Regions from separate parts of the Mus musculus genome. Here region 1 is linked to region 2. Evidence: chromatin loops called from intact Hi-C (ENCODE). Cell type or tissue: heart. All regions are shown on one strand.

Evidence for each region. Hi-C counts contacts between places; a loop is a spot of excess contacts. Peaks named below come from ENCODE experiments on the same cell type or tissue, not always from the same donor. Only the 100,000 strongest peaks of a DNase experiment are listed, where the experiment ranks them.
Region 1: it touches region 2 in a loop (5-fold over the local background); 28 of 42 quality-filtered maps call a loop at or near these places.

The regions. Positions count from the first base shown.
Region 1 is chr13:52,248,888-52,256,887 of GRCm38, reverse strand. No RefSeq gene overlaps it. Among named protein-coding and RNA genes, the nearest start is that of Gm33116, 19 kb to the right of the region's middle. In heart, CTCF peaks have their summits at 1,010 (motif pointing left), 2,525 (motif pointing left), 3,659 (motif pointing left) and 6,333 (motif pointing right); no DNase peak of the experiment used is centred here.
Region 2 is chr13:52,530,848-52,538,847 of GRCm38, reverse strand. It overlaps a transcript of Diras2 not described here. Among named protein-coding and RNA genes, the nearest start is that of Diras2, 4.0 kb to the right of the region's middle. In heart, CTCF peaks have their summits at 3,089 (motif pointing right) and 7,953; no DNase peak of the experiment used is centred here; H3K4me3 peaks cover 259 bases; H3K27ac peaks cover 615 bases.

The DNA.
Region 1 (8,000 bases), 280 kb after region 2:
TAGTGGCTGTTTCCAAACTCACAGACAGGAACAGAGACTCAATTCCTACACCTCGAGGTGCACGAACACCGTAGGTCCAATAGGAAAGCAGGGGGAATCCCCAAGAGGGAGAAACTTGAACCCAAATGCCCCTCCCCCACCCTTAGAAGCAGAGGCTGTCCAGCCCTGTTCTCTGCCCTAGGAGTCTATATCAATTCTAATAGACTTGCTCTCCGTGCCTGGCTCCTTTACTCTTCTTCAGCTGACAGAGCTGGCTGGAGTCACTCTGTCATAATAAACAAATAAACGGACAAAGAGGACTCTGCGCAACCAAGGGCACAGGACGAGAGGAAAGCCAGTGCTACTTTTTCTGTACATGACTTTTCTTACCTAGTGCCTTGCATTAGGCAACAAGAAACCCAGCAATGTGGAACTCTCAACAGGTAGAGAACAGAGCCAGCCGAAGCCTATTCTTTTCTGCCAGAAGCCATGGCAAGGACTCACCAGCAAGAAAAAGTTTGAGGCAATGAGCTCCAGTCAACCCCGACAGAACAAGTCGATGTGAGAATAAAGCTGTCCCTGTTTACATGAGGGAGATGGGCGTCCACATAGGGCTCTCCAAGGGTTAAAAGCAAATAAAGTCTGTGAATTAATGTGTGTGCTCTTCAAGGTCTCAGGATAAATGACAGGCACCTAGCCATGTCTGTGCGCTGACAGTGAGCCCCAAGACACAGAAGCTAAGACTACAGAGCCAGGTACGATAAATCAGAATGGCTCAGTTAATATCAGCCTGACGGAACACATACAAATATGTGCTGAAAACCTCACAGTGCTCTTGAGAGCCCCCCACAAAGGCTGTTATATGTGGAGAGACAATAAAGCTCATGTCTTAGAAAACTCGGGGTAATAAAGATAGAAAGGGATGGGCCCAGGTGGGTGTGGCAATCACACTCCATTCATGGGAAGAGCCCAGCAAAACTTTTGGAGAATGAGAGCATTCCAAAATTTCTATAGCAGGCGCCCTCTGCTGGCCTCCTTGGGAATCTACGCATACACATGGTACACAGACATCTGTTCATGCAAAACAACCTTACACGTTGTGCTGGCTGGTTTTGCGTGTCAACTTGACACAGGCTGGAGTTATCACAGAGAAAGGAGCCTCCCTTGAGGAAATGCCTCCATGAGATCCAGCTGTAAGGCATTTTCTCAATTAGTGATCAAGGATGGGAGGGTCCAGTCTATTGTGGGTGGTACCATCCTGGGCTGGTAGTCCTGGGTTCTATAAGAGAACAAGCTGAGCAAGCCAGGGGATGCAAGCCAGTAAGCAGCACCCCTCCATGGCCTCTGCATCAGCTCCTGCCTCCAAGTTCCTGTCCTGTGTGAGTTCCTGTCCTGACTTCCTTTGGTGACAAACAGCAATGTGGAAGTGTAAGCTGAATAAACCCTCTTCTCCCCAGCTTGCTTCTTGGTGATGATGTTTGTGCAGGAATGCAAACCCTAAGATACACATTAAGTTGAAAGAATAAACCATAAAATAAGGATTGATGGCAGAGGACACCAAACAGAAAAACTTCTTGAAATTGGAGCTGAGTAGATGGCTCAGCGGGCAAATCACTTGTGCAAACAGGAGGGCTTGCAAAACCATGGGCACAGTGTGAGCATTTGTAATCCCAGGACCCCTAAGGAAGCTTAGGATGTACACACGTGGGAGGATGAAAGGAGGCCCTTAGAGTTTTGTAGCATCTCTCGGGAGTTTGGTGGAAGTTCACACTTTGGTGCTATGCAGAGCATCCATTAGAAACTGGCAGGACTGATCAGCCCACCTCAACAGACTCTTCCAGTAGGGACTCAGCTGGAAGCTATCATGCTAAGACAAGCTTCCTGGAGGTGTAAGGAGCATGTTTGTGGTGTAACCATTCTGTAAAGGTTTGTTTGTGAGTGGGAAACCAGACCCCACTCTACCTATGCTCCTGTTTCACAGCTGTTCAAGTAGGCAAAATTAATCACCAAAACCTAACTCTCACTTACTATTTAATTTAGCCCAAAGATGAAAAGCAATATAGTTCCCATTCTTTTTTAATGATTTTTTTACAATATATATATATATATATATATATATATATATATATATATCAAAGGAAGAGAAGAAAGGCTGGATTTCCACAGGAGAAAAATGGAAGATAAGCCGGAACAGAACTTGGTAAGTTACTTGGAACCAAATAACACAAATTCAAGCATATATAGTAGCATCATCAAAAGCCACAGTGTGTTAGGAATTACTTAATTTAAACAGCAGCCACATAGCAAGACTCTGCGTGCCCCTGATTGGATTTGGTCAACATGAGCATCACTAAGCATTGAATCTGAGCATGTTTGACTTTCCGGCTTCCCCTGAATTCATGACAGACCCCTGGGTGCTGTGTTTTCCTACTCCAGGCTTTTGTGATGCATACACATCTTTCAGAGGCTTCCCCTCCAGACAGAAATCCTGGCGACGGAGCATACCAAGACTCATAATTTCAGTTTTCATTCTTAGAGCGCCATCTGCTGACCGTCACTTACAATTTTTTTTTTTCTCAGATGAATTCAGGATCAGGAAAACTGGCAATGGCTGTGCCCTCAGCTTCCATTCGGCAAGGCAATCCGGTAAACGCGCCTTTCAAAGGACCAGATATATGAGTGTTTATGTGCACATGTGAACACCCTGGACATGTATCAAATCACCCCACAATGCTCCATAAAAGCACACACTCAGGTGAATCAGGGCGTTAGGTGGTGTTTTGAGTATGATTCCAGTTAAACGTGAAGTAATCGCTACATGGAAGAGTGGGTTGCTGTGGACGGAGCACACAGTCTACAGTTGTTTTTTTCTTCTTTCTCCTCTGCCATTTCTAGGATGTTTAATAAATACCTTCTGGGATGGGAGAGATGGCTCAGCAGTTAGAGCACCTGCTGCTCTTCCAGAGGGCCCAGGTCCAGCTCCTAGCACCCTCACGGGGTAGCTCACAGCCTCTTGTAATTCGAGTTCCAGGGGATCTATCTTATCTGGTGCCCTCTTCTGACCCATGTCTGCCACTTCACATACATGGTGAGCTTACATCCACTTAGCCAACACAGACACATAAGACAAATAATTATTTTTTTTTAAGAAAAACACCTTCTGTCTTGTAATCAAGTGATCCATACTTCCTGCAAGCACACATTTGAAACATGTGAAAACCCATTGACATACTACGGAGTTTCATTTCAGTGGCCGTGATAAAATACCCTGACAACTTAGAAAAGAAGGAATTTATTTTAGTTCACAATTCCAGGTTACGGCTCATGATTGCTAGGAAGTCAAGGCAATAGGAACTTAAGACAGCTTGTCTCATGACGTCCACAGACGAGGGGAGGAAGAATGGGCACATATATGCAGAACAGTCAGCGAGCTGTCCCTGCAGTTACATAGCCCAGGTCCTAGGGGAATGACGCACAGCCACTTTCAGGCTGGGTCTTCCTACAACAGCTACTTCCTACAAGGGTTAACCAAGCCAACACTCCCCAGACATGCTTGCAGCTCAACCTGATCTAGGCAGTTCTCACGGGGACTCTCCCCAGAAGATGCTAGCCTGTGTCAAACAGACAGGTAAAGCTAACCTGCACGTGGACAGATGACACTGTGTACTTTAGCTCCATCTAGTGGCTGCAGGAGAATATGCAGTTAGAATCTAACCGGTTGTTCTCAAAAGATTTAAAAACTTATGAAAAGAACGTTGGGGGAGAGGAGAGGAGGAGGAAGAAGAAGACGGAAAGAGAAGAGATAAAAGAAGACAAGAAGGTTCGGGAAACATGGAGGAATGGAACATGCGAAATCCTTGAAGCACATTTTATGTGGGGTGAGAGCTGCTTAATTAGATACCGAGTCAATTCTGTCTGTATCTGGTACCACAGTGCATACTCCCCAGCAAGAAGTAGCCATGCAGAGTGGTCATCGGGGCATGGGAAGTACCGCCTACTGCCTCCATCCTGGGCTCTTGCTCAACAAAACTTCTTTTTTTTTTTTAAGATTTATTTATTTATTTATTATATGTAAGTACACTGTAGCTGTCTTCAGACAGAAGAGGGCATCAGATCTCATAACAGATGGTTGTGAGCCACCATGTGGTTGCTGGGATTTGAGCAGTCAGTGCTCTTAACCACTAAGCCATCTCTCCAGCCCTCAGCAAAACTTCTTAAGTAGCCCAGGTCCACCTGCCCAGGGATGGGCACCACCCACACTGAACTGGGACCTCCCTAGCAATCAAGAAAATGCCCCACAGACTTGCCAGTCAGACAGAAACAATTCTTCAAATGAGACTCCCTCTTGGGTGTCAACTTGGTAACCAAGATTAGTCAACACTGTTGCTGCCTTTATAACGCAAATCTCTCTACTTTTGCATTTCACTACCGGGGTGGGAACAGTGATCTAGGCCTTGCTTCCCTTTGGAGAGCCATCTCCTGTCCTTCGGGGCACCCCTCCTCCCTAGTCCTCTAGGCTCTGGGACCTACCATTTGTATTCTAATCGCCTGAGATACCTTCTCACTTCATTGCCTGGCTACCACCACTGGAAAACCTAGAAATGCATATATTTTATAAAGAAATTATGTTACCATATAAATCATAAAAATTCCATAAAAATTGTCCTTCCAGCCCCAGCACAGAGGTAAGTTTATATGATCTAGACACAGTTCTGTTGCTGACAATAAATGCACACTGACTTATCCATGTTTGAGTTGGAGGTTGTGTTGCTACAAAGCCGACTACATATTTTTGGGAAACTTTTTTTTTAAAGGCTTCTTTTATTTATTTCATCTATACAAGGACACTGTAGCTGTCTTCAAACACACCAGAAGAAGGCACTAGATCTCATCACAGATGGTTGTAAGCCACCATGTGGTTGCTGGGAATTGAACTTAGGATCCCTGGAAGAGCAGTCAATGCTCTTAACCGCTGAGCCATCTCTCCAGCCTGGACACTACTTTTCAATTGGTGCCAGATATGGTCTTAAACCTCCGAAAAGAAGCAGCTTCCTTACACCTAAAAAGTTTTGCTTGTAGTTCTAGAAATGAACACCAAGCACAGAATGGGCAAAAAAGAAAAAAAAAAGTGTTCAGAGTAAGGCCAAGAAGAAACACAGGATGCCACATGCCACTGGTGACCCATAGCCAAGCCTGGGGCCACAAGCATGGAGCTGAGAAACCTTCCTCATGAGCAGCTTGGCCATGGGGACAGGGAATGACTGACAGATGACAGTAAGCCAACTGGGAGAGACAAGAACCACATCCAGGAAGGGGTGAAGGAACCCGAAGCATCATAGATGGACCAAGTGCATGATGGGAAAAAACTGGACGGCTTTCCAGGATGATGAAGCTAAGGCATGAAGAAGGCATCACAAGGTTTCTGAGGTCTTATCTCTTCTGTGAAGGGATATATACATGGGACTGGAGTATGGGCTCATACTGGGATTTGCAGTTAATAGAGTTTGCTGCTCTTGCAGAGGACCATATTCTGGGGGTGTCCATATTCCACCCCCAGAACCATGTCTACGGATTCACAAATGCCTGTAACTCCAGGTCCAGAGGACCCTGCCTCTTTTTTTGGCTGCCACAGACACTCAAACACTTGTGCCTTAAATAGGCATACATCCATGTGTGTGCATGTACAAACACACACAAATAAAATTATGAGATATATATCTTACATTTACATAAGATATGTTCCTTACATATCCACAATATATAAGATATATGGTATATAGCCTATATTGTATATATTGTATATAATACATATTATATACATATATATCAGAACTGCGATAAGAGCAGAGGAAGTGGGAGCATGCCCACAGTCTTTCAGTTCACAATTGGCATGACCTCAGACCTATGCTGGACCCAGCATAGCAGATTTGTTATTATTAAAAATAGGTGAAAGACCTCCAGGAGTATGCCAGCATTAGGCCACCTCACTGTCACAGTTAAGAAAATCAGGGGTACTTTGTGACAGATTTCTACTCTTACCAAGGAGAAAACTGGTGACCCTCCCCCCAAATGGACCTGCCCACATGCAGCTTGGTGAGCTTATGGGTTTACAGAAGTTATCTAATGAGAGCATGCACGCATAACTCAAAGCATGCATCACTGAAAGGCTGAAGATTCAGGAAAGCCACATCCTGGGACTGCCTACATAAAGAACAGCCTCAAATGGAACTCAGGACACTTTTATTAAAGTGGAAAAGGAAACCCCCAGAGTGGGTAAAGGGTGGATGTCACAGCTGCCTGATGAAGAAGCCACACCCATCCGAGATATGCCAGCACAGAGGTCAGCCACAGGGTGGCAGGCAACCACATGGCAGGGAGGGGACCTTTAGAGAAAGAAGGACTCCTAAAGAATTAGGGGAAGCACGCTCAGAGAAAAGAAAGAAGAAAAGGAAAAGTCACACTTTTCAGAAAAGCAGACAGACGTGTGGATCCGTTTAGCCATGCCTTATAAGAGAATTCTTATAAGCAGGAATTCTGGGGAGGAAAAGTGAACATACTCCTTAGAGATGTCCCTTAGCCAGGCCATTGATCAGCCATATTAGTTACTCTTCTGTTGCTCTGATGACATCTCACAACCAAAGCAACTTACAGAATAAAGAGATTATTGTGGCTTAAGGTTCCAGAAAGCTAGATAAAGTCCATAATGGCAAGGACAGCAAGGCAGCTGGCAGCTGGAGCATGAAGTTGAGATATGACATATTATTCAGTCACAAGCATGAAGCAGAGAGAGCAAAGCAGGCAGATGCAGGCAGAGTAGAAGAAGCAGTGTGAGGCTATGAACTGTCAAAGCCTGACTCCAGCGAATGCTTCAACATACTTCTTTATGCAAGGCTGGACCTCCTAAACCTTCCCAAAGAGTACCACCAGTTGGGGGGGGGGGTGCAGCATGTGTCCAACTGCCTGGGCCCTAGGGAAGTCTTTGAAGCCACCACAGCTGCCCAACTGCATTAATTCTTAAGGGAGCATGGCATGTCTCCATTCTAGAGAGATTCCACTCATAGCAATAACAGAACCTATTTGGATTGTTCAGTCCACAATCAGGGAACATCGTGTTCATAGCCCCAGACACATACATAGAGGGCCACACTTGGCTGAATGCTCTGTGGTCACCATCCTGAAATTCTTTACCTCTGAATCTGTGCTTCCCAAGGGCTAAGAGATGTGTGTGCACTCAGGGAACAGGTACAGTCACACGCCCAGGGCTCCCTGACTCATCTCAATGATTCTCAGTGCTCAAGAGCCCAGAGCTCTAGTGGACCCTGAATGTATTTCATTGGCACTCACATCAAGTGCATGGGACATCTACCCCTGCCCAAGGCAGCCAGAAGCCACTTGTTATCTGAAGGAGTCAACCTCACCTCAAGTACAGAAAGGAAGCCATGAGCTTCTAAGATCATGCTGATCTTAGTACTCCAAAGGTCAGCTGACTGTCAAGGACACTGCAGAGTGGCAGTTGAAGGGGGACTAAATGAACACCTATGAGCTGCTAAATGAGACTAATTATACACGCATATTGAATAGTCTTATCTTTTGACTAAAAACTGGCTGGCCAATTCTAGTCTAAGGTGACCGGGAAAATCCAGGCAAGAAATGTATGAAACAAATATGGTTTTGCTCCTCGTGACAATCAACAGCAAATAAGAAAACATCCAGACACGCCAGGAGAGAGATTTTGTGGGGAATGAAAAGAGAAACCAAATGTTAGTACTGTGGGATACATTATTCTTCTTATATTTAGCAAAAGCAGCTTGAATTCTCACCTTATTCTGGCCCATCTTATAATCTGCTTCTCAACAAATTCACTTAGAGTCACATGAAAGTCATTTTAGGGATATAGTCATGGGTTTTATTATAGACAAATCCTGGCCCCGGTTTGTAAAGCTTTGGTCACAGACCACCATCCTGCCTCTTGGCTGTGGATATAGTAGGGCCAGGAGTGACCTTCAAAGGACTCTTTTAGA
Region 2 (8,000 bases):
TCTAGCCTTCTCAGTTTCATGAGTTGTGGCTGTTGAGCAAGGCTTCCTGACTATTGACATGACGAAAGGACCTCAGAATTCTGCCATGTCCTCTCCTGATCCTGTAATTTAATCACAAGGCTTACTCTTGTCTGAGCTGTGTTTGTAATGTGTGGATATCTTCCTGGAACCATAGTTCCTGAGCGCTGCAGCACATGCTCCGTTGTTCCTGTTCTCTTCCTAGCTGGCCTGGCTTTGCCTCTCCAAGAAGGGTTCGTCCCTGCTTGTATTTGAATTTGTGTGTGAAAATAACATCTGTTTCACCACTTCCTCTTTGTGAGTTGAGGGCAGGTGTCTGGAGCAACACTCTGGTTCCAAAGCGAAGGCCCACCCAACATCTGTGCGACCTCTCCCAACTGAATCCACAATACCGTGTCCAGATAAAACCCGACTGAGTCACTACCTTATCCGGGGTGTGGGGATGGGTAATCCTGGTCATTGGTCAACTTGATTGGACTGAGAAGCACCTAGAAAACAAGAAACTCTGGGCGTCCCTATATATCCTTGAAGCAGGGACTTAAGTATCTCTGTATTGGTAGACACTTTGTTGTTCATGGGGAACCCCACCCCCAAATGTGGGTAGAACCATCCCCTAGACCCACATGAAATAAAACAGGAAAGCAGGAGTGAGCCCCGGAGGGTGCAGGCATTACCCCTTGCTGCTTCCTGTCTAACCGGAAGTGAGATGTTCTTCAATGCCTTGGTTGCCCGGATGGACTGTGGAATACATCTTCTTTTAAGTTGTCTCGTTAAACATTGTGTCGTAGAGATGGAAGACCAAACTATCACAGTTCGAAACAGCTCATCCTTACACAAGGCGGTCAGGTGAGGCTTGCTATATTCACGTGCGTGCGTGCGTGTGTGTGTGTGTGTGTGTGTGTGTGTGTGTGTGTGCGCGCGCGCGCGCGTGCGCGTGCATGTTACTTGTCTTATTGCTATGACAAAATACCAGAGGAAAGCAGCTGAAGGAAGGGTTCCTTTTGGCTCATAGCTCCCCAGTATAGTCCACCATGGTGAAGAATGTGTGATAGCAGGCCTGTGAGGCAGCTGGTCACATTGGGTCTGTAGTGAGGAAGCAGGAAGAGATGGATGCTGGCGGAGAGTTCACTTTCTCCTTTTTACTCAGCACAGGACCCCATGCTACCCACATTCATGGTGGGGTCTTTCCAACTTCATCTACAGATACACACAGAGGTTTGTTTCCATGGTGACTCTAAATCCCATCTACTTGCCAATCAAGGTTAACCATCACAGATGCCTATGTCCCTGACTATGTTTCTACCTATACTTCAGGTGGACCTGAATAACCTCACATGAGGTAGGGACAAGGAACTCCCCAGGTGACAGAGAACAGATGCCAGTTTTAGCATTGTGGAGCTTGGATAAACTGTAAAGATTGAAAGGAGCGTGCCAGTGTGGTGCCTCCTTCTAACTGGAACACATAATATCCAAGGGGGATCAGGATAAGGCATCCAGAACCCTCATTAGACTTAAAAGCATCCAGTGTGGTTGGACTGAGCCCAAGGGGATAATTAAAAATACAGAATTAGGGCTAGCCCCCTTTATTCTCAGCAAAGAGACTCACCCCAGAAACCATTTGGCTGTAGCCACTGTCCTCTACAAACCAACCTTGAGAACTGTCACGGACACAACATATGCCACTCAAAACTGAGCACACTGGCCCCAGCATAGGACATTTGTGCAGAATAAGCTGCTCCTGTCCCTTCCCTAGGCATTGCCCTCTGCCAAAGAGAGGCACTTTGCCTGAGATGACATCCCAAGAACAGAGGAAACACACATGCAGAAGTAGCTCCTTTGCCACAATGTGGGCCAGCTCTGGTTGGCCAGCCCAGTTTGAGAGATCTTACTGTGGAGCCAGTGAACTTAAGATGAAACTCAAAGAGACCTCTTTGTTTTCTTCTCCCTATCTGGAGGAAGCCTTTGTGTCTCTCCCTGATGCACTGAGCTCTCTGCTAAGCAGAGCTCATGCTTTGGCTTGCAAGGCCTGGCTCCTCCCCGGATAGTGGAATGAAAATGGACACAGTTGTTCTGGGCAAAGGCACACCAGGGCTCATCTGGAAGGATTGGGAAGAGCAGTGATGTTTTCTGAGAAGCAGAATCCTCAACTCGTATGTGGTAAAACCTTAGCATTGGAGGGCTGCGGGGACAGCTGCCAGCTACCGTGATGCTGTGAGAATCTGTTGAGTTCTTCCTTCCAGACACATCACCAGGGCATGAGAGAGCCTCTGCCCTGAGCACATTCTCTCAAGATGGTATCTTGCAACATTTCTGTTTGTTTGTATTTTTTTAGGGAGATATGCTAATGTGTATCTGTGGAGAGATATAGTTCTGAAAAGATGAACTTGTATTCAATGTATTTAAAATTTTGCTGTGCATCAGGAACACTGGAGGTTGTTGGCTATGAATGCTGTAGCCGGCCTCAGAGTCTGTTTCAATGTATCTGAGGAGAAGCTACAATGTGCTCACTTACCTACCTACTTTCCTCTCTCCCTCCCTTCCTCCCTCCCTCCCTCTTTTCAGTCCTGCTACTGTAGCCCCTAGGATCTCACATAGCATGGGCTGACTTCAAACTCAGTATGTGACCAAAATAACCTTGAACTTTTGATCCTCCTGCCGCCAGCACTCCAGTGCTGGGTTGAGAGGTACACACAAGCATGCCCCATTTATGTAGGGCTGGGATGGAACTTTGTGCGTGTGGTGAACACTTGGCCACAGCGGAAGCCCTGCACGTATAATTAGAACAATTTCCCATAGTTCCTGAGGCTGCTGGCACTGAAAACCCCATCTTAGGAAAAAGTTATAAAAAGAGGGCAGACTTCTGGAGAACAGCATCAGACTTACATTGTCTCTAGACCCACAAGTGTCCCTGTTCAGCAGCTCATGGCTCTTCTCTCCTCAGCAGTTTATGCCCTCTCATTAGAGTTGAGCATCACTTCTTGCTGGTAATTACCAGCATGCTATAGACCCAGGGGTCAGTTGATAGCCCTCATACAGACTAGTGCAGAGTCGTTTGTACAGAAATCAAAGATGGCCAGCAGAGGGCGATAGTGGTACTGAGGTGCCTCAGAGGAGGCCTTCGTCGGCCCAGATTTCTGGAGGGGACTGTACCTGCCCAGAGTCCTCCTTAACTCAAGCCATGCATGTTTGGTTGTGGGGAGAAACTGTGCCTTCTGAAAACTTGAGCATTGGCTAAGGGTAAGTCCTAAGTTGTAAGAGCAAAATGGAGGAGGAGGAGGAAGATGAAGAGGAGGAGGAGGATGAAGAGAAGGAGGAAGAGGAGGATGAAGAGGAGGAGGTATAGAACCATTTTCATATCTACCCCAACACTCTGCAGCAATCTTTGAAGAAGGGTGGGGCTTTCTCAAAATCTTGACACCGTATTGGTAGGCTATACCATTTTTCCTTTGCACATGTGAGAGAGGAACTGTTTCTTCCTCCCCAGCATAGAGAAGCCACCATCACCTGTTATCTGGTTCTGCATCATGGTGGAACATCCCTTCCATAGACCCCCTGCTCTAAGCACCAGTCCCATTACCACAAATCCTATCTCAGACTTAATTAAGTCACAGATTCTATATTCATGGCATTTAATGAAGAGAGAGAGAGAGAGAGAGAGAGAGAGAGAGAGAGAGAGAGAAAGAGAGAGAGAGAGAGAGAGAGAGAATCCTTTTCTTTCCACTCTTTCCAGTAATTCTGATGCTTGTGACTGTTGCAAGAAGTCTATTGCTGGAAGCTTCTCCTCTCAAAGGAAGGGCATTATGGGGTGTGTGTGAGGGTATCTCAATTAAAGGGGGATTCTGAGGGTGAAGTTCCAAGGTAGGGCCATGTTATTCAAATGAACGTTGGGGTGATGTGGTACAATGGTTTAGACCTGCACCTGCATATGCCCTTTTTTGTTTGTTTGTTTTTGTTTTTAAACTTAGCATGCTGGACTGGAGTCTTGGATTAAGATATTTACAGCTGCCCTGATAACCAGAATATATAGACGGAGAAGGGAAAGGGGCCAGAAGCAAAGGGGACAGACCCTTAGGAGAGCATCGGAGGAAGTGACAGGGTGTCAGAGCCAGCAGCATGGGGTAAGGCAATGCTTTGCTACGTTCTGCCTCTGGCCACAGCCGCCCCCCCCCCCAGCTTCCTGGTAAACTCTCTGCAGGAAAGAATTTTTGGACAGACCATCAGGAAGAGGAGGTCTGTCTGTCTGTCTGTTAAGCATTTTAGACAAATGTAAGAACAAGAATTAGCGGGAAGGCATGAGGCACACCCTAGAGCAGCAGGATGGGCTGCTCGGGAGAGAGCCGCTATGCTGTGTCTTTGCAGTTGCTACATGTGCCACTTTCGGTGGCTTCTGAAGCTACACCTCAAGGCTTGCTAAGAAACTCATATAAGATCCCAGGAAGGCTCTGAGGTGCCAGATAGGATCTCTCCTGGAGGGTAAAACTCCATCTCACAGCATCACAGGGAAACCGGAGGCTTTGACTGTTAACAAAGGTGTACTTGTGTCTGTTAGGTCCCTGGAGGAATCTGAGGGAAGATGAAGACTGCATACAAGGGCAAGCAGGTTTGGGCCTGACATGGTTCACTGCGGTTGTAATGCTCTTCTCTGTAGAACAGGAATATGGTTGCTATGTTGGCAACCTTAGCAGCAAAGGTTCTTCACTATGCAATGCTGGCATTTCTGATTCTCAGCTGACAGGAATCTTAGACTAGCTGCTAGGAGGAGGGGCTCATGACAAGTGACAGAGAGGCTAGGAAAATCATTTTAGTTGTTCCTTCTTAAGCTGGGGGCATCCGGAGCCCCTGTGCCAGACTCTTAGAGAAAATGGTGATATGGCTGAACACAGGGCTCTGCAGAAAGATCCCTGCTCCAGCTTCCGGAGTGGAGCAGGCGTTGGCCTTCAGTGTTTCTCCCTCTTTGGTCTTTCCACTCTAATGCTTACATCTGAGGTTTCACTTCATCATTTAGCCCGTGTTTTAGTTGTCATGGCAAGCAGGAACCTAGCTTGTTAGCCTGGGTGTTTTTCTCAGTTTTTAGACTTAGCAGCAGCGTGGTCAACATAAAGATTTACTCTTCTGGGTTAGTTTCCCCATTATCACAAAGATCTATCTATCTATCTATCTATCTATCTATCTATCTATCTATCTATCTATCTATCTTCCTTCCTTAGTGTGTGTGTGCACACAAGCAGGTAAGACATGTAGAGGCCACAGAGGTCAACCAATAGTTTTGTACCTCAGGTGTGTCAAACATTTTCTTTTAAAACATAAGATCTCTCATTGATCTGGAACACACCAATTTGTCCAGGATGGCTGAATGAGGATGCTCCTGTTGTTATGGTGTTGAGAACAAGGAGTTAACACCAAACTGTGGCAAGGTAAAAACTTATTTTTATGGCCAGTCCAAACTTAGAACAGGAGGCTTTTTTAAAAAAAATAGCAATGGAGCCAGTTATTACAAAGCAGAACATTGCAGTTGTTTTTATCATCATAGGACAAGAACATACTGTGGATTTGTAGTCAGTTATTAGAACATAGCATGGGACATTTTATGGTCAGTGGAAGTGGAAACTTTTGGTTTCTTTGGAAAGTCATGCCAGTTGGTGTTTTGCTGGGGGCACACAGATGAAAAGGTGTTTTACTAAAGCAGCCATGTGAAAGACTGTTTTCCTGAAGCAGACACAGGTGAAAGGATGTTTTGCTATAGCAGACATAGGAGAAAAGATACACAATGTTCAGAAGGAATATAAATGTGACCCCACAGACAGTTGGACCTTGAGCACTGGTTTGCTCTGTTCTGCCTTGCTGTTCTTCGCTAACAACAAGCACGTATTGGTTTGCCTTACACTGTGTTGCTGAGCCCCGCTTGATGTGGTGATGTCATAGAAAATTGCCAAAGAACTTCTTGAGAGGCCTCTAGCCCCTTGGTGAGCCTTGCACTTTCTTCTGCACTGAACTGCCCTTGCTGGTTTTTATGTAGTGTCTGCTGAGAGAACTGACTACAGCTGCTGGTTCGTATTCGGTGTTTGCTACTGGACTGAACTGCTGGATACCATGACAACAAAGATTGGACTCACCTCTCCCACCCCACAAGAACTCTTTCTAAATAGGTTGACTTCCCCTGTGTCCTCATAACTTTTCTCTTCCACTACCTCTGGTGGGTGGTAGGCTAGAAGGGAGGGAGAATCCTTATTAAAATAGGTTTAGAAAAAGACAGAGTCAGTCAATTCTTGGAACATATCATGAAACAATTTATGATGAATATATCACAAAGTTATAGAGGAAGAACAAGTTTAAAAAAAAAAAAGACAAGGTGGCCTTCATGTTAGGACATGATTAGAGAAAAACACACAGTTAGGGAACAGTATACAAATAAATCAAGTTCTAACATTATGTTTAACTAGGAAAAGGAAGAAAAAAAATGGAGCGAGCTGTCCCCTAATACTGTCTCTGGCTCTACAACTCTGGGATTACAAGAATGTCAAAATGTTAATTTTTTTTTTTTTTTTTGCATGCATGGGATCAAGCTCGGATTCTTGTGTGTGCTCCCCAAGTCCTGTAGCAACTGAGTCATCTCCACAGTCATACACAGACCTTCATAATGGAGAGACTGTGGACATGTGGACTTCCTGCTCACAGGCATATTCAAAGTAGGGCTACATTTGTGAAGGCCACTCTCAAATGGCCTTGTTAAAAATGGTCTACTCCCTTCTTATTTTAGTAGCCATAGCACTAAGGCCAGAGTCAAGCTGAACTAAGGAACAAAGATGTTATCTTAACTGTAAATAGTGAAAGCATATCTTAGGTAAGATTTCAAAACAAACAAACAAACAAACAAACATGTTTCCTGTGAATAGCAGGGCAGAGATTTGCTTTGCAAACCAACTTCAAAGGATTATATCCTCTGAAATTACAGGACTCCAGAACTTACCCAAACAGAAAAGTGACTATATTATAGCTTACAGAATCTGTAAGCTAAGCCTAATTTAGAAGATACAGGCCCCATTTTGTAATTCTTTTACCACATCACCAAAGGACAAAGATAAGGATAAAAAAAGAAAAAAAGAGTTTCCTCCAGCCATAGAGTGCAAGTATGATATAGGTAGATGTTCCTGTCCAGCGCTTACAAAATGTCAGTACAGCATATTCTCTCTCTCTCTCTCTCTCTCTCTCTCTCTCTCTCTCTCTCTCTCTCTCTCTCTCTCTCTCTCTCTCTCTCTCTGTTAATTCTTTGAAATGGTCATGAAAAGCTGCTGAGCAGCGTGGTCCCCCAAGCTTACCCAAAGAGGTGATGTCAGAGCCCTGTCCTGTTAAAACGCTTGAATTCTTGTAGTATGGTTGCCTTTCAGGCAGGGAATTTCTTGGCACCTCTAAGTGACAGGCTGTCTTGTGATTTAGCACATGTGACTACTATTGTCGACTTGACAGAATCTAGAGTCACCTGGAGACGGGCCTCAGGCTTGTGGGAGGAGAGATTATCTTGATTACTTAAGTGTTGTGCAAAGGCCGGTCTTGACTGTGGGCTAGACCATTCCTGGGTACAGGATCCTGGACTATACAAATTGATCTCGGTAGCAGCGTGCTTCCACAGTCGTCTAAGTTCTGATTACCGATGCGATGTGATCAGCCATTTCAAGATTTTTTTTTTCCTGCTTTGCTTTTTTACTCTGAACTATGAGCCAGAGCAAACCCAGTTTTCCTTAGCTTGTTTTTGTCACAGCTACAGGAACAGAAACCTTGCCCAGTGACCAAGTCTTATTGCGTGGTAAGCAGTGATTAAGTACACTAGGGTAGGAGCATAGTTTTAAACACAGGAATCCACTGTCCTTTCAACGGAATGATTTTTGATTCATTTAATTTTCAGAAAATTCTAGTCTCTTGTCATCTATTCCAGAAGCTTTCGGTAGAGGGCAGCTGAAGGCTCCCGGTGAAAAGCAGGCCACCGC